Regions from separate parts of the Homo sapiens genome. Here region 1 is linked to region 2. A link is a loop called in an ENCODE intact Hi-C map of the cell type or tissue named here. Cell type or tissue: MCF 10A. All regions are shown on one strand. Links, peaks and the distances in the headings refer to the core of each region. The heading gives the core; the rest is flanking DNA.

Evidence for each region. A loop is a pair of places that touch in the nucleus more often than their neighbours do. Peaks named below come from ENCODE experiments on the same cell type or tissue, not always from the same donor. Only the 100,000 strongest peaks of a DNase experiment are listed, where the experiment ranks them.
Region 1: it touches region 2 in a loop (2.4-fold over the local background); 6 of 110 quality-filtered maps call a loop at or near these places.

What each region holds. Positions count from the first base shown.
Region 1 is chr3:170,255,773-170,262,411 of GRCh38, forward strand. PRKCI (protein kinase C iota) reads left to right here. Exons shown (of 18, transcript NM_002740.6): 3 at 4,197-4,286. Among named protein-coding and RNA genes, the nearest start is that of PRKCI, 37 kb to the left of the region's middle. In MCF 10A, for the core only: no CTCF peak of the experiment used is centred there; a DNase peak (open chromatin) is centred at 2,869.
Region 2 is chr3:170,185,487-170,192,125 of GRCh38, forward strand. No RefSeq gene overlaps it. Among named protein-coding and RNA genes, the nearest start is that of PHC3, 7.1 kb to the left of the region's middle. In MCF 10A, for the core only: a CTCF peak has its summit at 3,807 (motif pointing right); a DNase peak (open chromatin) is centred at 3,835.

The DNA of each region.
Region 1 (6,639 bases), core at 848-5,847, 70 kb after region 2:
ATGATACTAGGTGTGGGTCTGTCTTATATGGCTTTTATCGTGTTGAGGTATGTTCCTTCTATCCCCAGTTTTTTTTGGATTTTTGTCATGAAGGGATGTTGAATTTTACCAAATGCTTTTTTTAGCATCAATTGAAATGATAGTATGATTTTTGTCCTTTATTCTGTTGTATCATGTTTTATTCTGTTCTATCATGTGATATATCACGTTGATTGATTTGCATGTGTTGAACCATCCTTGCATCCCTGGAACAAATTCCAGTTGGTCATGATGAATGATCTTTTTAATGTGTTGTTGAATTCAGTTTGCTAGTGTTTTGTTGAGGATTTTTGCATCAATGTTCATCAGAGATATTGACCTGTAGTTTTCTCTCTTTTTGACATATTTGTCTGGTTTTAGTAATACTGATGAGTATTACTGGGTCTTAGAATGAGTTTGAAACTATTCCCTCCTCCTCCATATTTTGGAATATTTTGAGTAGGATTGGTATTAGTTTTTCTTTAAATGGCACTGAAGCCATTGGATCCTGGGCTTTTCTTTGCTGAGAGACTTTTTATTATGGCTTCGATCTCATTACTTGTTAGTACTCTAGTCAGGCTTTGGATTTCTTCATGGTTCAATCTTGGTAGGTTGTATGTGTCTAGGAATTTATCCATTTCTTCTAGGCTTTCTGATTTGTTGGCATATAGTTGCTCATCGTAGCCTCTAATGATCCTTTGAGTTTCTGCAGTATTAGTTGTATTGTCTCCTTTTTCATCTGTGATTTGATTTCTTTGGGTCTTGTATCTTTTATTTTTAGTCCGGTTAAAGGTTTGTTGATACTATTTGTCTTTTCAAAAAAATCAAGTTTACATTTTGTTGATCTTTTGTGTGTTTTGTTTCAATTTCATTCATTTCTGCCCCGATCTTTATTACTTCTTTTCTTCTACTAATTTTGTGTTTGGTTTGCTCTCGCTTTTCTTGTTCTTTAAGATGCATCATTAGTTTGTTCATTTAGCGCCTTTCTCCTTTTTTTGATGTGGGCACTTATTGCTTGCTATAAACTCACCTCTTAGTACTGCTTTCACTGTATCCCATTGGTTTTGGTAGTAGTTGTGTTTCTATTTTCATTTTTTTCAAGAAATTTTTCAATTTTTTTCTTAATTTTGTATTGACCCCCTGCTTAATAAGGGGCATATTGTTAACTTTCATGTGTTTTTGTAGTTCCCAAAGTCCATCTTGTTACTGATTTCTAGTTTTGTTCCATTGTGGTCAGAGAAGATACTTGTTAGTTTTTGTAGGTTAGTAACAATATTTGGATTATACTAAGGAGTTTTTATCTAGAGTTATAGAGATTTTCTTAGAATGCTGCCATGGTAGAGAATAAGTGGGTGGGTATATAGGGGAAAACAACATTTTGAAATATGTTTCAAATTTTCCAGATTAAACAGTTAAAAAGAACAGGTGGTGAACCTAGAGAATAGTGTTTTAGAAACCGAGACACAGGATTTCTTAATAGTGGGCAACTTTGTCAGGGACTGCAAGAGAGATCACCTAGAATAAGGACTGAAAAGATGTCATAGGTTTCAGCAGCTGGTTTCATGACCTTTGCAACCGCAGTTTTGGTGGAGTGTTTGGGCTAAAACCTGGCAGCAGCATTTTGAGAAATGTGTGGAAGGTAAGAACATGGAGAAAGGATATGATCACTATGTGAAAAAAAGTTGTTTCATTATAAAAGATTACAAACTTATGATTTTTAAAATATTAAAGAGAAGTATGAAGTGAAAAAAAACCCTGCCCCTTTTCCTTTCTCATCTTCTCACCTGTTTCCTCCAGTTTTAGTCTCTAGTTTTACTCTTGAGATTTGTGGCTACTGAATGAATGGAGTGTCAATCTGAATGGGAAAGAGAATTTTTTTTTTTTTTTTTTTGAGACAAAGTCTCGCTCTTGTTGCCCAGGCTGGAGTGCAATGGTGTGATCTCGGTTCGCTGCAACCTCCGCCTCCCAGGTTCAAGCGATTCGCCTGCCTTAGCCTCCTGAGTAGCTGGGACAACAGGCACGTGCCACCACGCCCAGCTAATTTTTGTGTTTTCGTAGAGACGGGGTTTCACCATGTTGGCCAGGCTGGTCTCAAACTCCTGACCTCAGGCGATCCACCCACCTTGGCCTCCCAAAGTGCCGGGATTCCAGGTGTGAGCCACTGCACCTGGCCTGAAAGAGGTTTTTGAGAGGGAGACTCAGAAACGCCTTTGCCTGAGAAGAGCTAGGAAATAGAAGGAAAGAAAAAAATGGAACAGAGGAGCTCAGAGAAGATAAAAGGAAGTAGGGATGCAGTGGTCAAGTGGGAGAAAAAAAAGGAGAGGCACTCTTTTCTTTGAGTAGCCAGGAAAAAATGACTTTGTTTTTCTTTCTCAATTAGCAGACCAAGCTGTATGCTGGTGATTGAGGTTTGGATAGGGTTGGTGGCATCTAGTGTGTAGTAACTATGGGAATTAGCAAATCAATGGCAGAGTGAAGGACTCACTTTCACTCGCTCAGGTCCAAACTAGGCTTTAAATGACTTCTTTTTTTTTTGAGACAGTCTTGCTTTGTTGCCCAGGGTGGAGTTCAGTAGCACAATCTTGACTCACTACACCCTCTGCTTCCTAGGTTCAAGCGATTCTTCTGCCTTAGCCTCCCGAGTAGCTGGGACTGCAGGCACACACCACTGTGCCTGGCTAATTTTTGTATTTTTAGTGGAGATGGGCTTTCATCATGTTGGCCAGGCTGGTCTCGAACTCCTGACCTCAACCCGCCTGCCTCGGCCTCGCAAACTGTTGGGATTACAGGCCACCACACCTGGCCTGAATGACTTTTTCACTGAGGAATGCCATAGTCCAGGCAGATGTGCCACCTCATTGATCGCCAGGGATGACTCAGTTGTCTGGCTAGTTGGGTAAGGGAGGTGTTTTTTCCATCACTTCTGTGTGTCTGTTACTAAAACTGTTCATTTATATTTCACAGCAGCTCAAGTGCAACTGTTCTTCAGTACTTTTGTAGCTTTTCATTTCTGTGACTCCTTTGAGGAGGCTCTGTCATGTGAAAGGAAAAATTTGATAAAATGATTACATGGAGACTTCTAACTAATCGTATTGTGGCAATGGAACTACTTTCACTTCCTCTTTTAAAGAAACAGGTAACAGAAAGCCTCCTCTTTAGACTTTCCCATTAGACACATAGCAGTGACAATTTAAACTGTGGTCAGTAGCCAGGCATGGTGGTGCACTTCTGTAGTCCCAGCTATTTGGAAGGCTGAGGCAGGAGAATCGCTTGAACCCAGGAGGCGGAGGTTGCAGTGGGCCAAGATAACACCATTGCACTCCAGCCTGGGCAACAAGAGCCAAACTCCATCTCAAAAAAAAAGAAAAAAAATGTGGTCAGGAATAGATTCTGTTTGCTGTATTTGGGATATATACAATGTTAAGAACAAAATGGCCAGGTGTGGTGGCTCATGCCCATAATTCCAGCACTTTGGGAGGCCCAGGCGGGAGGATTGCTTGAGCCCAGGAGGTCGAGGCTGTAGTGAGCCGTGATCATGTCACTGCATTCAGCCTTGAGTGACAGAGTGAGACCCTGTCTCACCAAAAAAGAAAACCAAAGAACAAAATTTTATATCTATATACATTGGTGTCTGTGAACCTCATGTGGTATTTTTATGCAAATAGAAATGGAAGTTATATGTTACCTACTTCAGAAAATTGAATTGTCTAAATAAATATCTAAATATTTGTCCTTAGGCCAGGCACGGTGCTTCACGCCTATAATCCCAGCACTTTGGGAGGCCGAGGCAGGCGGATCACCTGAGGTCAGGAGTTCAAGACCAGCCTGGACAACATGGTGAAACCCTGTCTCTACTAATACAAAAATTAGCTGGGTGTGGTGGCACACACCTGTAATCCCAGCTACTCGGGAAGCTGAGGCAGGAGAATCGCTTGAACCTGGGAGGCAGAGGTTGCAGTGAGCCAGGATCATGCCACTGCACTCCAGCCTGGGTGGCAAGAGCAAAACTCTGTCTCCAAATAATAATAATAATAAGTAAATAAATATTTGTCCTTGTCATATATTTGTTTATAAATATGAGATTATTTTTTCTAAAAATTTACATTATGAAATTTGTTTAGTAATCATCACATTTAGGGGTTTTAAAGTGACCTTTACTTTACTTTTGTGTTTTTTAGGAGACCCGTGTACAGTATCATCTCAGTTGGAGTTAGAAGAAGCCTTTAGACTTTATGAGCTAAACAAGGATTCTGAACTCTTGATTCATGGTAAGAGAGTAGTCATTTCATACTCGTCCAGACTGATAATTTCTTTGAAATCACTCTTTATTCTTCACCATTTTGAAACATAATCTTAATGTCATTTTCTCAATCTCTGTGACTCATGCCTAAGTAATTGTCGTTATTTAGTAGTTTCTCACGTGCTACAGAAGGTAAAATTAATCTGCTGCTTATAGTCTGGGGAATTTTGTGGTCTCTGTATGTCTTGTTGGATATTAAAATGTGATATCTCAGTGTATCACAGCAAATTTATGATAGAACTTAAAAATTGAGAGCCTGGGGAATCTAAGTCATCTACTTGAAATTTTGTTATGTATACAAATAATGACCTCCAAAGGTAAGGTATCTTAAATATCCTTTCTTTTGCTTAAAGGTTAATAGTGAAACTATTTACATGATTCCTTTATTTTTGAGACAGTCTCACTCTGTCACCCAGGTTGGAGTACAGTGGTATGATCTCGGCCCACTGCAACCTCTGCCTCCTGGGTTCAAGCATCTCAGCCTCCCAAGTAGCTGGGATTACAGGTGTGCACCACCATGGCTGGCTAATTTTTATATTTGTAGTAGAGACAGGGTTTCACCATGTTGGCCAGGCTGGTCTCGAACTCCTGGCCTCAAGAGATCCGCCTGCCTTGGTCTCCCAAAGCACTGAGATTACAGGCATGAGCCACTGCACCAGGCCCATTTACATGATGCTTTAGAGACATTAATATGTTTATACCTCAGCAACCTTGAGATGTAGGAAGTGGCATAGAAGAAGTAACCTAAACTCAGTTATCATTGTAACTGGCACGTTGTAGACCTGGATTGTGAATCTAGGAATTCTGATTCCAAATTTGTGTTTCATTCAACTATGCTAACCATCAAAAGTCATGTAAAACTTTTTTTTTGTTTGTTTTTTTGAGGCAGTTTCTCTCGCTCTGTTGCCCAGGCTGGAGTGCATTGGTGCAGTCATAGCTCACTGCAGCCTTGACTTCCCAGGTTCAAGCGATCCTCCCACCTCAGCCTCCTGAGTAACTGAGACCACAGGCACTGCCGCACCACTATGACTGGCTAATTTTTTTTTTTTTTTTTTGTATAGATCGGATATCACTATGATGCCCAGGCTGGTCTCAAACTCCTGTGCTCAAAGAGTCCTACCACCTGGGCCTCCCAAAGTGCTGGGATTAGAGGTGTGAACCACCATGCCCAGCCAAGAACCTCTTAATATACTGCATTTAATTGCAATATATTGACAGTATTTCGTTGAACATTTTTGAGAGCTATGAGACCAGACTTAGGAATCTTCTAAAAAAGTGAAACGAATGTAAATCTTTCCTTAAGTATAATGAATCATTTCAGTGCCTTATTATTATTTCTTTGTATTTTCCTTTACAGTGTTTTTTTTTTAAAAAAAAAAAAAAAACAGTGGTTTGATTTTATATTTTATTTGAGACACAGTTTCACTCTGTTGCCCAGGCTAGAGGGCAGTGGCACAGTCTCAACTCACTGCAACCTTGGCCTCCTGTGTTCAAGTGATTCTCATGCCTCAGCCTCCAAAGTACTTGGGATTACAGGCGCCTACCACCATGCCCAGCTAATTTTTGTATTTTTAGTAGAGATGGGGTTTCACCATGTTGGCCAGGCTGGTCTCGAACTCCTGACCTCAGGTGATCTGCCTGCCTTGGCCTCCCAAAGTTCTGGGATTACAGGCGTCAGCCACTACGCCTGACCTGATTTTTTTCTACCTCCAGAATTTGACATAGTGACTCACAAGGGATCCATAATGTACTTTGTTGAGATTCTAAAAGAGCTTTAAGAGTCTATTTTTTTTGTCATCTCTTTCCAGAATAAAATTACAATGAATGCATAAAGAAGTGATTGATGAATGGTATTAAACAGTCAGTTTTAAGTCTTATTGCCTTTTAATACTACATCACAGATGTTTTCAGAAGCTAGCTTACGTTTCAGCTTTTAAAAATATGCATTAGGAACTGTGCTTCCTATAGTCTGTGCTCTTTATTAAACTGTGTCCTTTAGTACATCACAGACTAAGAATAGCTGACTAGATATTCATAAATACATTGTTGCTTTATATTCTACCTTGTTATAAAAATGGTTTTAATTAGTATATACATTTAAAGTTTCTAATGTAAATTTACATTTTTGATTTTGGTACTGTTTCTGGTGTTAATTTATTCCTAAGTTTAGTATACATCTTTTAAAAACCAATATTTTATGTTCCATATTTGTATACATTTTTGTAATTTAATTTTCATCCTTCATTGTGACAAACTTGTCCTACTATACCAAGGATTTAAGGCGATATTAGTTAATGATTTCTTTAAGGATAAGAAAATAA
Region 2 (6,639 bases), core at 1,152-6,151:
ACGGTCAATTGTCTGATCAAACAGAAGGTATTTTACCTCTATCATTTCCTAGGGGAAAAAAATGTATATGGTATGCTAGCAGGATGGATTTTCTCAAGTTTTGCAAGAACCATGACCTTGGAAAAGTACAAAGATCCTGTTTTATTTTAGAAAAATCCCTCTAGCTTTGTGAAGGATGGACTGGGGGAAAGTGTAACTGGGGAGAGGATCAGTTGGGAAACTGTGCATTAATCCTTATAGAAATGATAAGGGTGGGCCAGGCGCGGTGGCTCACGCCTGTAATCCCAGCACTTTGGGAGGCCGAGGCAGGCGGATCATGAGGTCAGGAGATTGAGACCATCCTGGCTAACATGGTGAAACCCCGTCTCTACTAAAAATACAAAAAATTAGCCGGGCGTGGTGGCGGGCGCCTGTAGTCCCAGCTACTCGGGAGGCTGAGGCAGGAGAATGGCGTGAACCCGGGAGGCAGAGGTTGCAGTGAGCTGAGATCGCACCACTGCACTCCAGCCTGGGCAACAGAGCAAGACTCCGTCTGAAAAAAAAAAAAAAGAAATGATAAAGGTTAGGGGAAGAAAAGGGAGGGCTAAATTGAACTTTTAGTTCCTTAGTGGCACAGTCACATTTCAGGTGCTCAATAGGCACACACGGCTAGTGGCTACCATATTGGACAGTACAGATGTAGAACATTTCCATCATCACAAATAGTTCTACTGGACAGCACTGGTCTGGTCTCTTGATCAGAGGTTGCCAAACAACAGCCCACAGACTAAATCTAGACTGTAACTTGTTTTTGTATGGCCTGCAAGCTAAGAATGGATTTTTACATTTTCTAATAATTGAAAAAAAATCAAAAGAATCATATGTTGTGATATGTGAAATTTAGGTATTTCAGTGTCCATAAATAAAATATTATTAGAACACAGCCACACTAATTTCTTTATGTATTATCTGTGGCTGCTTTTATGCTACAAGGGCAGAGTTGAATAGCTGTGACAGACACCATGATTGTCCGCAAAGTGTAACATATTTACTATCCAGCATTTTTTTTTTTTTTTTTGAGACAGAGTCTTGCTCCGTCGCCCAGGCTGGAGTGCAGTGGCGCGATCTCGGCTCACTGCATGCTCCGCCTCTAGGGTTCACACCATTCTCCCGCCTCAGCCTCCCCAGTAGCTGGGACTACAGATGCCTGCCACCATGCCTGGCTAATTTTTCTGTATTTTTAGTAGAGACGGGGTTTCACCGTGTTAGCCAGAATGGTCTCGATCTCCCGACACTGTGATCCACCCGCCTCGGCCTCCCAAAGTGCTGGGATTACAGGCGTGAACCACCGTGCCAGGCCTTTTTTTTTTTTTTTTTTTTTTGAGACCAAGTCTCACTCTGTTGCCCAGGCTGGAGTGCAGTGGCACGATCTCAGCTCACCGCAACCTCCGCCTGCTGGGTTCAAGCGATTCTCCTGCCTCAGCTTCCCAAGTAGCTGGGACTACAGGTGTGAGCCACCACACCTGGCTAACTTTTGTATCTTTTGTAGAGATGGGGCTTCACCATGTTGGCCAGGCTGGTCTTGAACTCAAACTCCTGACCTCAGGTGATCTGCATACCTTGGCCTCCCAAAGTGCTAAGATTACAGGCATAAGCCACCGCATGTGGCTCTATCCAGCCTTTTACAGAAAAAGTTTGCTGACTATTCTACATCATTGACCACCCTACACTGGGTTCTTTCAGAGTACTTAATAGAGCACACATACTGTCGATGCCTCAGTTGGACCACGATTGCTCTCATAGGATCTAATGTGATGAGACAAAAAGTCCAACAGACTTAGATTTTAACGCTGAGCTCACTCCTTTACCAAATGAGCCACGTTGAGCAAGTAATTTAATTGCTTCAAGTTTCTTGGGGTTTTTCTGTTTTTTGTGGTTTTTTGTTTTTTTTTTTTTGAGACAGAGTCTCACTCTGTTGCTTAGGCTAGAGTGGTGTCACAATCTCAGCTTACTGCAACTTCTGCCTCCTGGGGTCAAGCAATTCTCCTGTCTCAGCCCCCCGAGTAAGCTGGGACTACAGGTGCCTGCCACCATGCCCAGCTAATTTTTGTATTTTTAGTAGAGATGGGGTTTCACCTTGTCAGTCAGTCTGGTCTCGAACTCCTGACCTCAGGTGATCCATCCACCTTGGCCTCCCAAAGTACTGGGATTACAGGCGTGAGCCACCATGCCCAGCCCAAGTTTTATTTTATAATGTAAAGAAAAAAGGGGATGATAATACCTCACAAGATTGTTGTAAAGTCTAAAAAAGTCTAATGTAAAGTCTTAAAAAGTCCTCTTTTTCTTTTTTTCATTTAATTTTTTTTAGAGACAATCTTGCTATGCTGCCCAGGCTGGCTGGAGTGCAGTGGCTTCTCACAGGTATGAACATAGCTCATTGTAGCCTTGAATTCCTGGGGCTCAAGTGATCTTCCTGCTTCAGCCTCCTGAACAGCTGGAACTACAGGCACTGACCACCATGCACCTTTTTTTTTTTTAACTTTTTATCGAGGTCCTCTTTCATCTAGATTTTCTCAATAACTATGATTGAATATGCATAATAATCAGTTTTAAATGCTTGTTGAGAGAATGAAGACTTGAATGTTTGGTTGAATAAGACAAAATTTCAGTATAGCCTGTAAATTTGAATGGCATATAGATAGACTTGCTTTCTCTTTAATACTCTAAAATCAAATACTTTTTTTGGGGGGGGACAGATTCTCACTCTGTCACCCAGGCTAGAGTGCAGTGGCCGAATCTGGATCTCGGCCTTGGCTCACTGCAAGCTCCACCTCCCAGGTTCAAGCAATTCTTGTGCCTCAGCCTCCCGAGTAGCTGGGATTACAGGTGCATGCTACCACACCTGGCTATTTTTTTGTATTTGTAGTAGAGATGGGGTTTCACCATATTGGCCATGCTGGTCTCAAACTCCTGACCTCAAGCCGTCTACCTGCCTCAGCCTCCCACAATGCTGGAATTGCAGGCGTGAGCCACCACGCCCGACTCCAAATACTTTTACTAAACCAATTTTTTTTCCTTTTTCTTTCTTTTTTTTTTTTTTTTTTGAGACAGAGTGTCGCTCTGTCACACAGGCTGGAGTGCAGCGATGTGATCTTGGCTCACTGAAACCTCTGCCTCCCGGATTCAGGCAATTCTTGTGCCTCAGCCTCCCGAGTAGCTAGGGTTACAGGCTCACACCACCACACCTGGCTAATTTTTTGTGCTTTCAGTAGAGATAGGGTTTCACTATGTTGGCCAGGCTGATCTTGAGCTCCTGACCTCAGGTGATCTGCCTGCCTGCCTCAGCCTCCCAAAGTGCTGGGATTACAGGCATGAGCCACTGCACCTGGCCATAAAGCAAATTTTATTGAAACTGAAAACATATTCCCTAGCCTTGCTACCTCTCACCTACTTTTGCAATAGATCATTATGTTAATCATATGCTTGGCGAGGCGCAGTGGCTCACTCCTGTAATTCCCAGCAGTTTGGGAGGCCGACATGGGCAGATTACCTGAGGTCAGGAGTTCGAGACCAGCCTTGCCAACATGGTGAAACCCTGTCTCTACTAAAAATACAAAAAATTAGCCGGGCGTGGTGATGCGTGCCTGTAATCTCATCTACTAGGATTACTAGGGAGGCTGAGGCAGAAGAATCACTTGAACCTGGGGGGCAGAGGTTGCAGTGAGCCGAGATCGGTCCATTGCACTCCAGCTTGGGCAACAAGTGCAAAACTGTCTCAAAAAAAAAAAAAAATCACATGCTTACCAGTCTTACTTTCCCTTATATACCAGTGGGTGGCACTGTACACAGTTGGCTGTATCTCCCTCGGTGCTGAAGAGTGGAAACAGAGCATTAAAGTTGGAAGGGACTTTCGAATTGATGTGACCCATACTGAGGAAGAATTCATGGCAAAAGCAGAATCTAAACTCTGACCTCCCATCCTCCCATTCCAGAATTTTTTGCTTAGTGCCACAAGGCCTCACTACAAGTGTGCAGATGCTCAATAAACACTTGAGGATGCTGTACACTCTCATTTCCATTCTGCTTTTATGCTTAGTTTCTGCTTAGCATTGTGGCAGCTTAGAAGCACTGTTGTAAAGCAGGGCTTTCGAATCAGACAAACTAAGACTTGAATCCTGGCTCTACCATGCACCAGCTCTGTGACCTCTTACAATCCTATCAGCTCCATCTTCAAAGTATAACCGCATCTCTGGCCACACCACTGTGAACATGCATGAATTCCTCAAAACACGTATCAAATCTGACATTTCTTGTCACCTCCACCATTATCAGCCTAAGTCAAGACACAGATTTTTTCCTGGACCACAGCAATAGGCTTCTGACAGGTCACCTGGCCTCTGTTCTTGTTCCTCTACAGTCTATTCTGCATACAGTACCTTAAGGAAGAAATGTAAACCAGAGTGTCACTGTTCTCTCAAATCCCCCAGTGGCTTCCTGTCCCACCAATATGGCCCTGAGTGATTTTCCCTTGCTCTGTTGGCTGCAGCCTCACTGGCCTCCTTATTTCCCCCCTTAGCACTTGCTACTTCCCCAGCCAGGGATGCCTTTCACACTGACCTCACTTCCTTATTCCATCCAGACCTCTGTTCAGACATCTCCTCAGAGAGCGCTCCTTGACCACCCAACCTAATATGGCCCTCTCATCACTTTTCTTCCCTTATCCCACTAACTTTTCTTCATAGCACTTCAATGCAACAGACATTATGTACATACTTACTTGTTTATTTATTTACTATTCCCACCAACCTCCAGGTTGTAAGCTCCACATTTTGCTCACTGTGATATTCCTAGTTCTTAAAACATTAAGCGCTCAAAAATTATGCATTGAATGAATGAAACTCCTTAACCTCTCTAATCCCCACTTTGCTAATCTAAAAAATGAGAATAATATTTACCACAAAGTTATTGTGAAATTAAACAAAAAATGAAATAATGTATATAAATAGAACATTAAAAATGCTCAATAAGTGTAGCTGTTATTGTTCACTTTTTGTTGTTTTGCCACATATTATTATGCTAAACTAAAGCAAAATAATCCTTCTATCCTATTTCCAAAGGACATATTCTTTAATTATGAGGCAATCCCTAGTTTTGAAAGTTAGCATTATACATTTCTTTAATTTGCATATGCTATATTTTAAAATATTGGGCTTCTGTAACTGAGAATAGATTTTTGCTTGTATACTTCTAATGTATTAAAATAAAAATTTTGGCCAGGCACAGTGGCTCATGCCTGTAATCCCAGCACTTTGGCAGGTCGAGGCGGGTGGATCACGAGATCAGGAGTTCGAGACCAGTCTGGCCAACAGAGTGAAACCCCATCTCTACTAAAAATACAAAAAATTAGCCGGGTGTGGTGGTGTGCGCCTGTAATCCCAGCTACTCAGGAGGCTGAGGCAGGAGAATCGCGTGAACCCGGGAGGCAAAGGTTGCAGTGAGCCAAGATCATGCCATTGCACTCCAGCCGGATGACAGTGCGAGATTCTGTCTCAAAAATAAATAAGTAAAATAAAAATTTTTGGCCAGGTGAGGTGGCTCACAGTAGTCCCAGCTACTCAGAAGGCTGAGGTGGGAGGATCATTCAAACCCAGAAATTCAAGGTTGTAGGGAGCCATGATCGTGCCATTGCACTCAAGCCCGGACGAAAGAGCAAGACCCTACTATCTCAAAAATAAGTAAATAAATATTAAAAATATAAAGCTTTATATCAGTGTCATGTCAAATCTTTTTTTTTGTTAACTCGGTTTTTTGGCCTCCAAAAGTGCTGGCATTACAAACATGAGCCCCTACACCCAGCCCAGAATAAGCATTCTAAAGACCTCTTATTGTTGTAATTGTAGAATTATTCAAGGGCCTCAGCAGAAACCTTACAAGCCAGAAGGGATTGGGATCCTATCTTCAGCCTCCTTAAACTGAGTAACAGTCAGCCAAGAATTATTATTATTATTATTATTATTTTAGACAGAGTCTCGCTCTGTCGCCCAGGCTGGAGTACAGTGGCACGATCTCGGCTCACTGCAACCTCTGCCTCCTGGGTTCATGTGATTATCTTGCCTCAGCCTCAAAAGTAGCTGGGATTACAGGCATGCACCACCATGCCCTGCTAATTTTGTATTTTTAGTAGAGGCGGGATTTCACTATGTTGACCAGACTGGTCTCGAACTCCTGACCTCATGATCCACCCACCTCAGCCTCCCAAAGTGTTGGGATTACAGGCGTGAGCCACCACGCCCAGCAAGAATTTTTTTTTGAGAGGGAGTCTTGCTTTGTCACCCAGGCTGGAGTGCAGTGGCACCATCTCGGCTCACTGCAAGCTCCACCTCCTGGGTTCACGCCATTCTCCTGCCTCAGCCTCCCCAGTAACTGGGACTACAGGCACCCGCCACCACACCCAGCTAATATTTGTATTTTTAGTAGAGACGGGGTTTCACCGTATTAGCCAGGATGTTCTCGATCTCCTGACCTTGTGATCCACCCACCTCGGCCTCCCAAAGTGCTGGGATTACAGGCATGGGCCACCAAGCCCGGCCCATTAAGAATTTTTTTTTAAGGCAGGGTCTCACTCTCTTGCCCAGGCTGGAGTGGAATGGCACGATCATG